Linked DNA regions of Homo sapiens: region 2 is linked to region 1. The links are chromatin contacts, found by Hi-C or POLR2A ChIA-PET in ENCODE. All regions are on one chromosome and are shown on one strand. The core of a region is the stretch at or near the end of the contact, and the rest is flanking DNA. Distances in the headings are between cores, read along the strand shown. Region 1 holds the start of CCDC141 (coiled-coil domain containing 141). Region 2 holds the start of UBE2E3-DT (UBE2E3 divergent transcript).

The links. A loop is a pair of places that touch in the nucleus more often than their neighbours do. ChIA-PET counts read pairs that join two places held with the same protein, here RNA polymerase II (POLR2A). Pooled maps may share reads with other maps.
Region 2: a map of naive thymus-derived CD4-positive, alpha-beta T cell shows a loop between it and region 1 (4-fold over the local background). The contact joins the promoter of UBE2E3-DT here to the promoter of CCDC141 in region 1. A Hi-C loop is called at or near these places in 2 of 168 maps with a recorded cell type or tissue (both naive thymus-derived CD4-positive, alpha-beta T cell) and 5 of 50 pooled maps. POLR2A ChIA-PET finds 5 or more read pairs at or near these places in 1 of 52 experiments (OCI-LY7).

The regions. Positions count from the first base shown.
Region 1 is chr2:179,048,805-179,051,469 of GRCh38, forward strand. CCDC141 (coiled-coil domain containing 141) reads right to left here and starts at 1,333. Exons shown (of 24, transcript NM_173648.4): 1 at 1,036-1,333. The coding sequence starts at 1,137. RefSeq lists enhancers at 830-879, 1,070-1,319, 1,330-1,409.
Region 2 is chr2:180,979,673-180,982,337 of GRCh38, forward strand. UBE2E3-DT (UBE2E3 divergent transcript) reads right to left here and starts at 1,340. Exons shown (of 2, transcript NR_187176.1): 1 at 394-1,340. UBE2E3 (ubiquitin conjugating enzyme E2 E3) reads left to right here and starts at 933. Exons shown (of 6, transcript NM_006357.4): 1 at 933-1,301; 2 at 2,346-2,564. The coding sequence starts at 2,371. RefSeq lists a silencer at 351-1,210.

The DNA.
Region 1 (2,665 bases), core at 83-2,582:
TGTCCTTCTATAGTGAACTGTTTTGCTCAGTATCAAGTGCTCTTTTCCTGGTATGAATTTTCACATTACCATAAAATTCACAGCAATTAAGTTAAAGTAAACATGGCTTGCTGTCCATGCTCTAACAAAAGGCCAGAAAAGTCATTCAATTAAACCTGGTGGGGACCTGAAAGTAACTGGTTTGTGACCATCAGCTTGTTTGCCAGCTTTCCCTTCATTAAACACTGAATTATTTAGGTGGAATATCATCTAAAGCCCAAGCCTAGTGCTTGAAAGCTTTTTTTTACAGGGCATTTCCATGGAGAATAAAATCATGGAGTTCTTCTTCAGCCTAAAGATGTGTGGTCATCTTTGCAAATGGGCAAATGGGTTGTCATAAAACATGCAGTAATTGTAAACCCTAAGTGGCTTCTACTTCCTGCTGTTAAGAGCAAATTTGACACAAAGCTTTTGTACCTTTCCTTGCATGGTCTTCGTTACTGGACAAGGATTTAGTAGTTTCTTTACCATGTCAAAACCAGTGTGGCAAAGGGCACATGTCGGAGCCCTTTACTTGGTGTTTTCTGAGTTCCATCGTGCTTAAAGCAGTGCCCTCCCCCTGTCTGTCGGGACCTGCCTCCTCCCACCTCCATCACATCCACTCTCAAAAATCACAAGCATTCCACAGGTCCATTGGACTCTTTAGTCAGGCAATCATGAACTTCCAGTTACCAATGCCTTGCTTTTAAAGACCAAATTGACAGTATATGCTAGAGGTTTTCTTTTCTTTATTTTTCTTTCTTTTCTTTTTTTTTTTTTTTTTAAATCAAGCTGCTATAGATGCTTTCTGGCTGACTGAAAGGAAAGAGAATCTCTGGTAACTGCTGAAACTTGTAGAGGTTTCTCTTAGTAGCCCATTTTAGAAAGCAGTAAGAGTGCTTGCTGCGTTGTCTTCTCTATGCTGTGTCCTGCCGATTGCATGGAATGTTCTTTAGGGTTTTCAACACACAGCTAGAAGCCCACAGCCGCACAGAAAAAAGGAAGTTGTTAGCTTACCTTTATGACAGCTATAACGATTTTGGAGTCCCCAGCCTGCACAGCAACTGAACTGACTGTCGTCGTAGAAAGCGCAACACTAGGACTTCCTTGGCTGGACATGGTACTTTAGAACCAGAGTTTATACTTTGGGCAGCCTCTGGACAGTTGTGTGTCTGCTGGTCATTTCAGAAGGCCAGGGTTACTTGGATTCATTCAGGGAAAGAGCTCAGCTCACACTGATTACTCTGCCAAAAGGAAAGAACAGGAGGTTAAAAATAGACAACCCCATTGAGTTTATCGTGAGAGAGAAAGGAGCGAACGAGAGAGAATTGCCACGCCCCTAGTATGGTGACACTAAGTGCCTGTTATTTTTGCTGTTATCTTAAATGTGGAGGACAGCTTCAAGCTCTTTCCTTATCAGCTGATGTTTGATAACAAATGGAAAAAAAAATTACATCCTGACAACCCAAATTAGTTTTGCCACCGAAACTATGCCATTGTAACCATGGACTTTGAAACAAGTAAGTCTTTGACCTGGTTATCAATCTTTTCAAGATTTTTGAAATCTCTCTGATGCAAAGAGAACTACCAAAGTGTACTTTAAAAAAGTTTTGGTATTTGTCTTGGGGTTAAGTCACAAATTGCTTAAAACACATTTTTAGATTAATCTGCTTTTCTAAAACTTACTGTTCTTTGCTAAATGAAGTTTAGATGGAATAGCCACATTTTCTCAGAGCCTCAGATTTCTTAGGAATTTTTAAAAAATATTTCAACCAGCATTTATAAATAGGTGCCTATCATTTCAGATTTTCTTTGTGACTATTCTGCTCCATTGGACAAGGTTTTCAAGTTCAGTTATTAATACCATGAGAAAGCAAAATACTTTGCTGTTACCTTTTAATTGCAGCAAGAAAATGTTTTCTGTGTGGTTAAAAGTTATTAAGACATATATTTTGCTGCAATTAAAAACAAAAACAAAAAGGAAAGTACTGTGCTTCAGGCTTTTTATTCCCTACCCCCACCTCCTGTTCAGGAAAATTATAGCCAGCTTCAAATCAGTGCCCCACATTGGTAGATTAATCCTATTGCTAGAAACTCAGCCTGTGTCACAAGTTGTCTGTGGTATTAAACAGCAGCTGTTGGATTCCCTGTCAAAGAACAGCTGAAAATAACACTAAAGTTTAGGTCAGAAGTCAGATGCAAACATATCAGAGTTACTAACTCCAAAGCTGCTGGAAGCATTGGAAATCTCTGGGACAAAGCCACAACAGAGAATATAGCAAAAAACAGTTTTAATGAATCCACTTGCTCTGTAAACCTTTTAGCCCAATTTAATAGTAGGTTCAGGTTCAGGGCCAATGTTTAGAAGACTGAGTCAGCTCCATTGCTTTGTTTTGCTAAGGTTCATGATCATATTCTTGATTCAAAGGGGAAAAGTACTTTTACACATACTTCAGTGTTCAATTATTTTTGTTTCCAAGAGCATGTCATGGCTGCTCTGCAGCTGTGTAGCCACCACCCATGTCCTCTGCGCTCAGCATCTGCCTGCTGCCCCAGTGAGATGGAAACCATACCTAGATCCTAGTCCCTATGCAACACGAACTTCACCTGACCCCATGAAGGGAACAATTGGAGCGAGCTCAGGAAA
Region 2 (2,665 bases), core at 90-2,589, 1.9 Mb after region 1:
AAAGAATGGTAGAACAAACAAAACTGTCACTATCTCCACCTAAAGCTTTTCTGGGTGGACATTCTGACTCAACATCACTCAGAACTTTTCTTTCCAGAACTGGCTCCTCATGTGCAAGACAGAAGAGTCCCGCAGAAAAGTGTCATGTTTTAGCTCTCATCGCCACCCCCCAACCCCAAACTCTTCTCCTTCACTTTTAAGAATGTTGAGCGGGACATTTTAAACACTGTTTTGGATTTTTAAGGTTTCAAATAATCCGAAGGACACTTCCCTTTGGCAGCGACAGTTGCAAGCTATGAGCCAAAAAGAAATAGAGGTTGTTCCCCTAATCTCCAAATACATTCTACCCTCTTCAATTCCCAGGACCCCAACTTGTCCCTTCCTCCAGCTTACGCGAGGGGCAAGTGGCAGCTCTTCTCCGCCTGCGTGCCTGGCCTCGTCAACAACACCCATTAGTCTCCCGTCTCCCGGGGCGGCGGGGGACTCCCAACCACGCGCCCAGGGCCCTTGCCCAGGTACTGGGGCCCCGGGAGCCACGACGGCCCCCGCGCAGGCGGATGGGATGGAACCAGCCCTGGGGACGCGGGTAGCCCAATGGGCAGCCTCGCCCCGGAGGCGGGCCCAGGCCGGAAGCCACCCCGCGGCACAGCGGCCCCGCGATACGGTGCCCGCGCCCCCGCCTTCTCTGGCACAGGCTCCGCGGCCAAGGGCGGCAGGGGCCAGCCCGCCGGGTCCCCGCCGCGCTCTTTGTCCTGGCCGCGCGCGGGCGGACGCGTGCACCCCCAGGGTGAGGGGAGGTGTGGAGAGCGCGCACGGGAGCGCGCGGGAACAGCTCGCGCCCGCCGGGCGTCGGCGGCGCGCGCCCCTCCGCCAGGCAAGCAGCGAGCACGCGCGTCGCCGCCGCGCCCGCCCCTCCCCCCCGCGCTCGCCTCGGAACTTGCTGACTGCGCGGCCGGGAGGAGCCGAGCCGGGCGGCGGCGGCGGGAGGCTACAGCGCGCGGGGGTCTCCCGCGTCCCCTCCGCCTCGCCGGGAGCTCGCGCCCTCGCCCAGCCGAGCTCCCACCCCCGCTTTTTTCCGAAGGCGCTGGGCGGCGCCACCCTCCGGCCGGAGCCCGGCACTGCACAACCCCCTCCGACTTTCAATGTTCCACACTCCCCGGCCAGAGCCTCCTCGGCTTCTTTTTTTCCCTCCCCCCCCTTCCCCCCCCCACAGCTGCCTCCATTTCCTTAAGGAAGGGTTTTTTTCTCTCTCCCTCCCCCACACCGTAGCGGCGCGCGAGCGGGCCGGGCGGGCGGCCGAGGTAAGGCGGCGGGGCCGGGGGGCCGCGTGGGGGGCGGCCGGGGCGGCGGCGGCGGTGGGGGAGGGGGCGGGGGCGGGCAGCTTTGTTCGCGCCGGGCGCCCGCGTCGCCGGTGTCCGCGAGCCGCGGCGGGGCCGGCTGGGCTGCTCGCATCACTTGGCGCCCGGCGCGGCGAGCGCTACCCGCGGCCCCCGCGCGGCCCTCCCCACAAAGGGCCGCGGAGCTGCGTGGCCGCCGCCGCCGGCCGTGGCTCGCCTCCGCGGGCGCGGAAATTTGTTGCACTTCTTGGGGCTTTGTTTATTTGTTTGTTTTTTCTCTGGGTTTCTTATTTTTTTCGTTATTTTGGACAAAATGTCGGTCCGTGATATAAAAATTGAGCGAGGAACCTTGGTGGCATTGGGAGCTTTGCAGAAGGTGCAGTTTGAATTCTGCTTTTCCCAGGGTGGCAGCTCGGTCTTGGCCGGATGAATCTTCGCTGCTGGCCGTGGAAACAGCTAGAGCAGCTCGTTAGTTGATTTTTAAATTTCCAAGTGTTGTGTTTAAAGGCTTTACGTGCACTGAGGAGGAATCGCCACCTTAAATAAGCATATGGGCGATTAACAGGGTGTGTTTTCCTCTCGGAAAGGGAATTTGGTAGCTTTGACCAATGTCAGTGTGTAAATATTTAGACGTTATTAGTGACTTTTAAACATTTTTCAGCGAGATCTGTTATTTACAGTGTGTCATATGTTATTAATGCTTGTTGCCTAAGTTCCTTGGCAAATCTGTTTCATGCCTTCTGAGAAAGTAGACAATTGATAGATTGTCCAAGAGACGGAAAAAAATGTGAGTGGGTTTTCTAACTTGAGTTCGGCAAATCCCTTAACGCTGGCGTTGTGTGACACATCACCTCCCTTGTACGTACCCCTGTTGTACGATGAAATAAGTGTGAACACTTTTGAAGCTTTTTCATTACAAGACGATTTTAGATGACTAGAAGAAAATGCTGTTGGTTTATTTCCTAGATTTAACATTTTCTCCTCCTCCTCCCCTGTTCTCTTTAAAAGTTTTCCAAGAGATAACTTCACCAAGATGTCCAGTGATAGGCAAAGGTCCGATGATGAGAGCCCCAGCACCAGCAGTGGCAGTTCAGATGCGGACCAGCGAGACCCAGCCGCTCCAGAGCCTGAAGAACAAGAGGAAAGAAAACCTTCTGCCACCCAGCAGAAGAAAAACACCAAACTCTCTAGCAAAACCACTGCTAAGTTATCCACTAGTGCTAAAAGGTAATGTGTAAAAGAAGGATCCAGCACACTTTGTCAGGTTGTCTTCCAGGTGGTTGGACGCTTTTGTTGGTTTTACCTCAATAGCAGTAGTTCAGAAATAT